2 separate regions of the Homo sapiens genome follow, and region 1 is linked to region 2. Evidence: chromatin loops called from intact Hi-C (ENCODE). Cell type or tissue: lower leg skin. All regions are shown on one strand. Each heading gives the region's core, and the rest is flanking DNA. Links, peaks and the distances in the headings are about the cores only.

Region 1 (5,367 bases), core at 202-5,201, 290 kb before region 2:
CAGGATAAAGATGGTAATATCCAAGACTACTGAAAGTCTTATAACCCCAATCCAAATTTTAAAATAAATCTTACTATTAAGAAGCATTGATTGGCCATGTGCAGTGGCTCACACCTGTAATCCCAGCACTTTGGGAGGCTAAGGTGGGTGGATCATGAGGTCAGGAGTTTGAGACCAGCCTGACCAACATGGTGAAATCCTGTCTCTACTAAAATACAAAAAAAAATTAGCCGGCAATGGTGGCAGGCGCCTGTAATCCCAGCTACTCGGGAGGCTGAGGCAGGAGAATCGCTTGAACCCGGGTGGCAGAGGTTGCAGTGAGCCGACATAGCTAGCACCACTGCACTCCAGCCTGGGTGACAGAGCAAGACTCCCTCTCAAAAAAAAAAAAAAAAAAACATTGATTATAGGAGGCCGGGCATGGTAGCTCATGCTTGCAATCCCAGCACTTTGGGTGGCCCAGGTGGGCCAACCGCTTGAGCCCAGGAGTTTGAGAGCAGCTTGGGCAACATGATAAAAACCAGCTTCTACCAAAAAAAAAAAAAAAAATGCTGGGCCTAGTGGTGTGCAACTACAGTCCCAGCTACTTGAGAGACTGAAGCGGGAGGATCACTTGAGCCAGAGAGGCAAAGGTTGCAGTGATCAGAGATCGTACTACTGCATTCCAGCCTGGGCAACAGAAATAGACCCTGTCTTAAAAAAAAAAAAAAAAAAAAAAAAGAAGGAAAGAAAAAGTAAAATAGTAATAAAGAAGCATTGATTACAGGATTCTGAAAGCAAAGTCTCCTTTGCAGTTTGTAGTAAAATTTTTCTGTGGTTTTCTCTCCCTCTAGAGAGAATGATGGCTCTGGGATCTGAAATCTTTCCTTCCGCAGGAACTGGACACGGCAGTGAGGACCAGCGTATCCAAGAGGATGGACTTAGTGATGGGGAACACCCAGGGACATGCCCGAGAGCCTCAAGAAACACCTTCAGATGACATTGCCCAGCGTCTTACATTAGAGAACTCTCCAGACAGCCCCCGAGGCCTGGGGCCGGGTGCTGCTCCCAGACTGTGAGCTCGTGGCCACGGGAAGCCTGAGTGCGGCAGAGGCCCCACAGCTGCGCCAAGTGCGGCAAAGCCTCCCGTACAGTTACTCCCTGAGCGGTCATCTCCGAAGCCCTGCTCATGAGAAGCCTCCCCTTTGCCCTGACTGTGGAAAGCGTTTCAGCCAGAGCTCCTACCTGCTGCAGCACCGGCAGATTCACCCAGGGCCGTCAGCCCTGCAAGTGCAAGGCCTGCGGGAGGGGTTTTACTCAGAGCGCATCCCTCCTCCAGCACTGGCGGGTCCACAGCGACTGGCGAGAGACCTTGTCGCTGTCCCCAGTGCGGCAAGACCTGCTGTGGCCGCTCCAACCTCATCAAGCACCAGCGAGTCCACTCGGGAGAAGCCATTCGTCTGCGGGAGTGCGGCAAGGGTTTAGCGGCCAGCTCTGCTGCTGGCTCACCAAGGAGCACACACTGGCCGAAGCCCTGCGTCTGTCCCCAGTACCAGCAGGTTTTTGGGGACCGGTGGAAGCTGATCGGCCACCAGCGAATTCACACAGGAGAGTGTGTCCCTTCTGCTGCTGCAGCTGCGGTGACAGTGTCAATGAGAAGACCTCCCTCTCCCAGCGCGTCCTTCCGCACCCAGGGGAGAAGACCTGCAGGGGTGGGAGCGTGGAGAGCGTCAGCCTCGCACCCAGCTCAGTCGCCCCGGACAGCACCTCTGGGCTCCGGCCCTGTGGGAGCCCCGGGTCCTTCCTTCAACATCTGCCCCCATCCACACTCCTGCCCCGACCTCCCTTCCTTTATCCTGGCCCCCCACTCAGTCTCCAGCCTCTGGTTCCATCCGGCCTTCCCGCAGTGCCTGCAGTGCCTCTGGGAGGCCTGGAAGTTGCCCAGGTTCCGCCAGCCACCCAGCCGGCAGCTCAGCAGGAGGGGGCGATGGGGCCCAGAAGCTGTGCGAGCGCGGGACGGGACTCGCGGGAGGCGGTTCAGGCCCCAGGCTACCCTGAGCCAGCCCGGAAGGCCTCGCAGCACAGAGCGGCCGGACCGCTCGGCGAGGCCAGGGCCAGGCTTCAGCGACAGTGCCGAGCTCCTCCACCGCCCTCGAACCCACACTGGAGAGGAGCCCTACCAGTGTTTCCGGTGTGGAAGGCCTCCAGCCGGAGGTCCAACCTGGCCCGACACTGAAGAACCAGCGTGCTGCAGCCCTGGGTGGAATTGTTGCAGCCGCCGGTGGACTGTGGATCTGAGATGCAGTCCCCTCCCTCCACACAGACCCGCTCAGGACGGCTTTTCTGTATGGCAGATCTTTCTCAGAAGTGCTGGGGGCTATTTTGTTTGTTTTTTTTCCCCTGAATTCTCGCTCCTTTCCCTTATACATTAAGGGATTTAGGCAGGTGCGGCTGCGGGCGGTGACTCACACCTGTAATCCCAGCGCTTTAAGAGACCGAGGTGGGAGGATCGCGTGAGCCCGAAGAATTTGAGACTAGCCTGGGCAGCCTAGCGAGACCGCATCTCTGTGAAATAAAAATAAAACGAGCTGGTGTGGTGGCGCTGGCCTGTAGTCCCAGCTACTCAGGAGGGTGAGGCGGAAGGATCGCTTGAGTTGGAGAGTTCAAGGCTGCAGTGAACTATGATCAGGCCACTGCACCCCAGCGTGAGAGACAGAGTGAGACCCTGTCTCTCTAAAATAACTAAAATAACAAAAGGATTTAGGTAGGTAGTAGGCAAAGGTATATTATCGAAGTAACAATAATATACAAGGTATATTATCGAAGTAACAATAATATACAAGGTATATTCTTGGTGTGGACAGGAATAATATTGTGTTATCTTAATATTAGTGATTATTTCTCTCTCCTTTTTTTTTTTTCTTGAGACGGAATCGTGCTCTTTTGCCTAGGCTGCAGTGCAGTGGCATGATCTCTGCTCACTGCAACCTCCATCTCCCGGGTTCAAGCGATTCTTCTACCTCAGCCTCCTGAGTAGCTGGGATTACAGGCGCCCACCACCACGCCCAGCTAATTTTTGTATTTTTAGTAGAGAGGGGGTTTGACCATGCTGGCCAGGCTGGTCTCGAACTCCTGACCTCAGGTGATCCGCCCACCTCAGCCTCCCAAAGTGGTGGGATTATAGGCATGAGCCACCGCACCCAGCCTCTCTTGTGCTTTTTAGATAAGTATTTTTAAAAGTGTTTGTTAGTTGTCGGCTGGGCGTGGTGGCTCACGCCTGTAATCCCAGCACTTTGGGAGGCAGAGGAGGGCGGATCACGAGGTCAGGAGATCGAGACCAGCCTGGCTAACACGGTGAAACCCCGTCTCTACTAAAAAAAATACAAAAAAATTAGCCGGGCATGGTGGCGGGCTCCTGTAGTCCCAGCCAAGCTGGAGGCTGAGGCGGGAGAATGGCGAATGGCGTGAACCCGGGAGGCGGAGCTTGCAGTGAGCCGAGATCGCGCCACTGCACTCCAGCCTGGGCGACAGCGAGACTCCGAATCAAAAAAAAAAAAAAAAAAAAAGTGTTTGTTGGTTTGTTGGTTGTCTTAATGATGTGCTATTAGAGTGAGGAAGAAAAGTTACCCTATGAGAATTTAAACTGCATGAAAGTCTGTGGTAGCATTACTGGTTCAGTTCCAAGCTTGCTACCTCAGTCCTTGATGCCTCTTTCTCCCAATCCAAGTAGTATCAGGCACTGCCGTCTACTTGTTGTACCTCAGAAGAGTTTTTCGACAGCACCCCGTGCCCTCTGTGGCCTGTGCTCTCTCACAGGTGCAAGTCCTGTCATCATGAGCCTGGACTGTTGCAGAAGACTCCTAGCCAATCTCCCCTGCTTCCCGCCTCTGCATTCTGGTTCAGCATCCATAGAACCTACCAGTTATTATAGATTCCTCCCTCAGACTCCAGACTCCAACACTAAATCTGATGTCAGTCTCCTGCCTGAAAGGATCTCCTGCCTGCCACTCCCACCCCTCCACCCCCTCCGCTGACCCCAGCAGGGCCTACAGAACAGGGTTCAAATGCTTTAGCGTGGCATGCATGCTTCTCCATTGGGCTTCGCCTGACCTCTGTGCCTTTGCTGGCCAGGGCCTCCTGCACCTCTGTGTCTTTGCACTTGATTTATTTCTTTCCACTGCCCAAAATGACCTTTCCCCTTTTCTGTCTCCCAGACTTGCCCTACTCATTCATATGAGCCCCACTTCCACTTAGAGACTGCCCCACCTCTCGTGTCACACCTGACGTGGTGAGTGCTCCAGTGGCATTAAGAACATAGGGCATGTCTGTCTGGTAACCTATCTCCCCAGCAGACTGAGCTCCACGAGAGCAGAGACCCTGGTGCAGGGCCTGGCTCACAGTGGGTGCTCAATTAATATTACTTATGTGAAGGAACCACTTCCAGCTGCTCAAGTATTCTATGCTAAAACTTGGGTTTCTTTCATCCTTGTTGTCCTCCCAAGATACAATGTGTACATAATTGGAAAGTTAGCCAAGGTGACTATGAAGGTGACCCCACCCAATCAATCTATGTCTTCCTGGTTACTGTGCCTGTCATTCGATGATTCCACGGTTATGTCTATAGTGATAACAGAAAAAAGCAACTGAAAACAATATTATTTACTCGGGTCTCGTGCATCTCCTCCACACATTTGTAGAAATGAGATTACCACAAATTGCCAAGATGGTTACATCAAATTTTCAGCAGCATCAGTCATAGGACAAAAAGGCCTTTGAGTGTATTTTTAATAATCAGCATTTACTGGTGGCAAAATACTGGTTTAGAAAATATCTGAGATTATGGTCAGGCACGGTAGCTCACGCTGGTAATCCCAACATTTTGGGAGGCTGAGGCAGGTGGATCACCTGAAGTCAGGAGTTCAAGACCAGTCTGGCCATAATTTCAGATGGTGAGATTATAGTGAAACCCCATCTCTACTAAAAATGCAAAAATTAGCTGGGCGTGATGGCACACATCTACAATTCCAGCTACTCAGGAGGCTGAGGCTGCAGTGAGCTGAGATCGCACCACTGCACTCTAGCCTGGGCAACACAGTGAGACTCCATCTAAAAAAAAATCTGAGATTAATAGGTTGCCATTTTAGGCGCTCTTTATAGACCAGCTGGCCTAGTGGTCCTGGTTCTGTAATATGTGAAGTAAAGGTCTCGCAGGGGAGCACCAGTTTCAAACTCTGTCCTAGTTTGCAGCCTTGGCTGGAGTGACCCCAGTCATGAGGCAAACTGAGCACAAGTGTGCAAGTGTCATGGATTCAGCCAGAACATCAGTGTTCCCAGCATCAGACACAGATTCGGGAGAAATCAAGTCACAGTGTAGAGATGTATTGTGAT
Region 2 (5,367 bases), core at 109-5,108:
CCAATTAAGCACAAGCATGCAGGCTTTGCCTAGGCCTGTTTTCTAGGGCAACTAGACTCATAGACCAATATTATTATTAATTGATATTATCAGTAAGAAGATAGATACACATGTGTAAATATTCCTGGGTTGACCCTGCATTTCTGCTGTCCACCCTGATTTGTTCCCTAAGAGTGACCTTTATGGACCATATAATGGTCTCCCTTGAACTCTGGCCTCTGGGAGGTTTCAATGAAAAGAGCCAGGGGGTGATCAGAGGATGGGAGGATCCCAGCACTTTTGGAAGACTGAGGCAGCAAGATCGCTTGAGACAGGAGTTTGAGACCAGCCTGGGCAACATAATAAGACCCCATCTCTACAAAAATAAAAAACATTAGCTGGGTATGGTGGTGCGTGCCTGTAGTCCCAGCTTCTCAGGAGGCTGAGGCCAGAGGATCGCTTAAGCCCAGGAATTCGAGGTTACAGTGAGCTATAATCACAGCACTGCACTCCAGCCTGGGTGACAGAGTGAGACCGTGTCTCTAAAATTTTTTAATTGGTTTAATTAAAAATAGAGAGGATGAGATGAGAGTGAGATGGGGATTTTTCTTTCCCCACTCCCTCTCTGCTGGTAAAGGCTGCATTTCTCTATTGAAGGCCACGGCTCCTAACAGCTATCTCTTCCATAGCTGCAGCTCTTGCTGGGTTCCAGTAACTGCCCCCTCTCTGCCTCTTCAGGCCAGCAGGTAGCAAGGGCTCTCTATTATTGCTGGCCCCAGGATGCGTTACCATCCCTCTTTGGTTTCCTTTTTTTTTTTTTTTTTGTGAGACGGAGTTCGCTCTTGTCACCCAGGCTAGAGTGCAACGGCGCTATCTTGGCTCACTGCAACCTCCACGTCCTGGGTTCAAGCATTTTTATCTGCCTCAGCCTCCCTAATAGGTGGGATTACAGGTGAGTTCCACCACACTCGGCTAATTTTTGTATTTTTAGTATAGATGGGGCTTCTCCAAGTTAGCCAGGCTGGTCTTGAACTCCTGACCTCAGGTGATCTGCCCGCCTCGGCCTACCAAAGTGCTGGGATTACAGCCGTGAGCCACCCAGCCTCTTTGGTTTCCTTTGACCCTGCCTACACTTCTATAAATAGTTTCTTCCTTAAACTCTCTTCAACTCCTCTTTGAAGAGCCATATGTTTCTTTCTTCTTCTTATTCTTCTTTTTTTTTTTCTTTTTGTTGTTGTTGTTGAGACAGGGTCTCGCTTTGTCACCCAGGCTGGAGTGCAGTGGCACAATCATAGCTCACTGCAACCTCGACCTCCCAGGCTCAAGCAATCCTCCCACCTCATCTCCCGAGTAGCTGGGATACAGACGTGCACCACCACGCCCTGCAGTTCATAATTTTTGTATTTTTTAATTTTTTGTAGAGATGGGGTCTTGCTATGTTGACCAGGCTGGTCTTGAACTCCTAGCCTCAAGCAATCCTCCCACCTCAGTCTCCCAGAGTGTTAGGATCACAGGAGTGAGCCACCGTGCTCGGCCAAGTCATATGTCCCTTAAACTGGCTCTTACTGATACACACCAAGAGGTTGGGTTACTTTCCCAAAGTCACACAGAGTAAGTGACAGGGCAGCTAAGAGCATTGTCACTGGAACACAGAGCAGGGTGGAGGCTTTTTCAGCCTCGCCAGCCTGCCCAGCCCCCTCCCAGGGTCCCTATGCCCTGCCCAACCTGCTGGAATCTGTGATCCTTTTGTTGGGATGGGATTGAATTCCCTAGGGCTCCTGTCCCAGACCTGGCCAGCAGCTCCAGTAACCAGAGCTGTGTGAGAAGAAAAGGCCAAGCCACTGGGGCAGCCGCACCCCAAACAGAGGTGAGGTCTCCGATGAGTCATGCCCGTGAGGGGCCACTTCCCCTGTCCTAAGGGCCACTGCTCACCAAGGACACAGAACACTGTCCTCCTCTTTGACCTTTGCCTGCAGTGTTTTTCATCCCTCCCTCTCCCACCCAACAGGTGTCCAGGAGCTAGGACACCTGTCCTCCACCCCCACCCTGGGCCTCCAGAGACATGAGATGTGCGCAGGGCTCTGGGTGGGGCCTTCAGGCTCCCCAGCTTCCCCCTTCCAGCCCCAGATCCTCTCAGATTCCCAGAGATGGGCTCCAGCCAGGGAGGGTGGGGCTGCCCCTGGGACCATCAGGAGTCACGGGCTGCCTGGGCAGTGACAGAGCCCTGCAGGGAGCAGACCTTCACTTGGCTCTGCCTCCGCTGACTCTAGCGCCATGGCCCGGCACCTGCTCCTCCCCCTTGTGATGCTTGGTAACCTCAGGGGACAAGAGTGGCTGCAAAGGGCCTGGGTCCTGGCATCTGGGGGGCTGGAGAGCAGGATTCCTGGTTTCTGTGTGGGGAGCAGGAAGTCAGAGAGAAGGAAGTGAGGCAGCAGAAGGCGAGGATGTATCAGAGGAGGGAGAGGGAGGCCTGGGTGCCCTGGGGAGACGGAGGCTAGGAGGCTGGGGGAGGGAGTCAGGGAGGGCACATACTGAGTGCGAGTCGCCAGCCTCTTCCTGCCTACCTCTGTCTTTCCAGTCATCAGTCCCATCCCAGGAGCCTTCCAGGACTCAGGTAAGGTAGCCGGACTGGGGGAAAGTCACGTGCAGAGGCAGAAAAGACCAGAGGACTGGCATGGGTGCTGGCAGGGGTTGCTGAACGGACAGGGAAGTGGGAAGATAGGGTCGGGGGTTGGAGAGCAGGAAGTGGGGCTGGGCGGTGCAGGCCTGGAAGTCACAAGTGTCCTCCTCTCTTTCCCCTCTGGCTCCCAGCTCTCAGTCCTACCCAGGAAGAACCTGAAGATCTGGGTAAGGAAGAGGCCTTGGCACCCTCAGACCTTAAAGGAGGCTAAGGCTGGTCAGGCCATGAGGGAGGTGGAAAAGACCAGAAATGTAGACAAGCCTGGGTCCTCTATGTTCTTTGTTCAGAGGGGCAAACTGAAGTGGGTGGAGGACGGGCCTTCGTCCTGAGTTACCTGGGCTTCTGGAGTGGGGAACCCGAGGGGAGCTTTGGCTTCCACGGCTCCCCGTTGCAGACTGCGGGCGCCCTGAGCCCTCGGCCCGCATCGTGGGGGGCTCAAACGCGCAGCCGGGCACCTGGCCTTGGCAAGTGAGCCTGCACCATGGAGGTGGCCACATCTGCGGGGGCTCCCTCATCGCCCCCTCCTGGGTCCTCTCCGCTGCTCACTGTTTCATGACGTGAGTATTCGCCCTGGTCCTGGCCCCTCTCCGCCAAAAGCTGGCCCCCGCCCCCGCAGTTGGTCCCCTCCTCCCGCCCCACTTCCGTCCTCAAGGATAATTTGGAGCCAAGCTGTCCCCAAAGCGAGGTGCTATTCGAGGCATCATGGTTCCGAGTGGGGCAAGGCTGCCGGACTGGTCCCACCACTCCACTCAATATCCGGGTCTGAATCCCATCTTTCCAATGACCCCCCCACCACCAGCTCCAAATCGGATTTGCTCTTCCCCTTTGAGGAGTATCAGCACCAAATCTGGATCGGATAGCACCTGCCCCTCTGGCTCTGAGCCCCTGCCCCCAACGAGGGTCTGCCCCCTCCATAGGGTCAACCTAACCTCCTACTGCCCCGGTCGAGCGCAGGAATGGGACGCTGGAGCCCGCGGCCGAGTGGTCGGTACTGCTGGGCGTGCACTCCCAGGACGGGCCCCTGGACGGCGCGCACACCCGCGCAGTGGCCGCCATCGTGGTGCCGGCCAACTACAGCCAAGTGGAGCTGGGCGCCGACCTGGCCCTGCTGCGCCTGGCCTCACCCGCCAGCCTGGGCCCCGCCGTGTGGCCTGTCTGCCTGCCCCGCGCCTCACACCGCTTCGTGCACGGCACCGCCTGCTGGGCCACCGGCTGGGGAGACGTCCAGGAGGCAGGTGAGTGGGACGGGACAAGAGGGGAGGGCCTCGGGGAGGTGGGGCTTCGAGAGGTGAGGTTCCTAGGGCGGGGCCTCAGGAGGTGGGGCCACGGAGCGGAGCCTGCGGGGAGCGTTGGAGGGTAGGTTTCTGCGGGTCGGTGGATGAATCCCACACCGATCTCCATGTAGCCTTCTCCCTGCAAGGATTCTCAAACTAAGACCACGGAATCACCCACACGCACCCCATTCCCTCCTTACCTGTCCTTCCAGTTTTTTCTTTCCTGGGTTTAGGCTCCGACTAGGGTTCCCATCCCAGCTCTAACATGTCAGACAAAGCACTTCACCCAGTACATTTCCTCATCTGTAACACGAGGAAAATAGCCATACCCACTTCAAGGGGTGGTTGAGTGGATTAAATGAGAAAATCCATGTAAAGTTCATAGTACAGTGCCTGGCATAGCAATAACCAATGCACTTTACATATTTCACCTCAGGTAATCTATAGTAAAGCACTACAGCATAAGGCTGGCCTATAATAGATATTCAGCAAATGCCAGTCTGTGCCTCCCTCCCATCCGCCTTCCTCTCATTCCATCCACCCCCACTCATCTCTCTACTCCCCACCTCCTCTCTTCTTCCTACCCACCATCATTCATTCAATCATTCTTTCACTCAAGATATTTCTTGAGCACCTTCTACATGCCAGGCACCGTGTTAGGCATTAGAGAGACACCAGTGAACATAAAAAGCCAAAATCCTGCCTTTTCAGAGTTTACATCCTAGGAGATAGACAAGCAACAAATTCAATAAATAAGCACGCATTATGTTAGAAGGTGGGGGGGAATAGACCAAATCTCCATCCCCATCATCCCCATCACCCAAGCTTTCCATGCTCCCAGGGCCCCCACAAATATCCACATCAGCCGTGGTCAGACCTGTGCCCATCCTCGGGGCTTTGGGTAGGTGCTACAGGGGAAGATGCTACAGCCTCTGCTTGTGGAGGTCCCATCAGGGCAGGAGGTGATGAGGAAGCGTCACTGTGAGCCCCAGGAAGTCTGTGTGAATGGGGCCAGGCCATCCTAACAATGGGCACCCAGAGAGGGAGATTTCTGCAGAGATTTTTGAAGAGAGGGTACATTGCAGGAAGATGGGGGGAGATGAAGGCCACCCTGTGGACCCAGATAAGTCATGTTAGATGAAGAAGGGCCAGGATGCCAGGCTGGAGTGAGAGGGGTACAGGCACCTGGGCTGCAAAGGCTGCTGTGGCCCGGCCATGAAGACCTTAAGATCAGACTGAGGGCCAGAGCACCCCACCAGCTCCAGGGACGCCCAGGACAATCCCCAACTTCCCTGGTGAGCCCCAAGTACAGCTTCAGCCATCACCTGACCTCAAATTCTTTTCTTTTTTTCATCAATTCTTTTTTTCTTTTTGAGACAGAGTTTCACTCTTGTTGCCCAGGCTGGAGTGCAACGGCGCGATCTAGGCTCACTG

Evidence for each region. Hi-C counts contacts between places; a loop is a spot of excess contacts. Peaks named below come from ENCODE experiments on the same cell type or tissue, not always from the same donor. Only the 100,000 strongest peaks of a DNase experiment are listed, where the experiment ranks them.
Region 1: a loop joins it to region 2, with 4 times the contacts of the local background. A loop is called at or near these places in 15 of 110 quality-filtered maps.

Annotation. Positions count from the first base shown.
Region 1 is chr16:31,432,651-31,438,017 of GRCh38, reverse strand. It overlaps ZNF843 (zinc finger protein 843), which reads left to right. Exons shown (of 2, transcript NM_001136509.3): 2 at 834-2,584. The coding sequence starts at 1,169. The coding sequence ends at 2,215. Among named protein-coding and RNA genes, the nearest start is that of COX6A2, 7.0 kb to the right of the region's middle. RefSeq lists a silencer at 1,285-1,455 and an enhancer at 2,037-2,537. In lower leg skin, for the core only: no CTCF peak of the experiment used is centred there; no DNase peak of the experiment used is centred there.
Region 2 is chr16:31,146,922-31,152,288 of GRCh38, reverse strand. PRSS36 (serine protease 36) reads left to right here and starts at 2,223. Exons shown (of 15, transcript NM_173502.5): 1 at 2,223-2,290; 2 at 2,558-2,593; 3 at 2,791-2,826; 4 at 3,054-3,216; 5 at 3,614-3,894. The coding sequence starts at 2,254. RefSeq lists enhancers at 1,979-2,515, 2,516-3,051, 3,052-3,589. In lower leg skin, for the core only: no CTCF peak of the experiment used is centred there; DNase peaks (open chromatin) are centred at 2,218 and 3,928.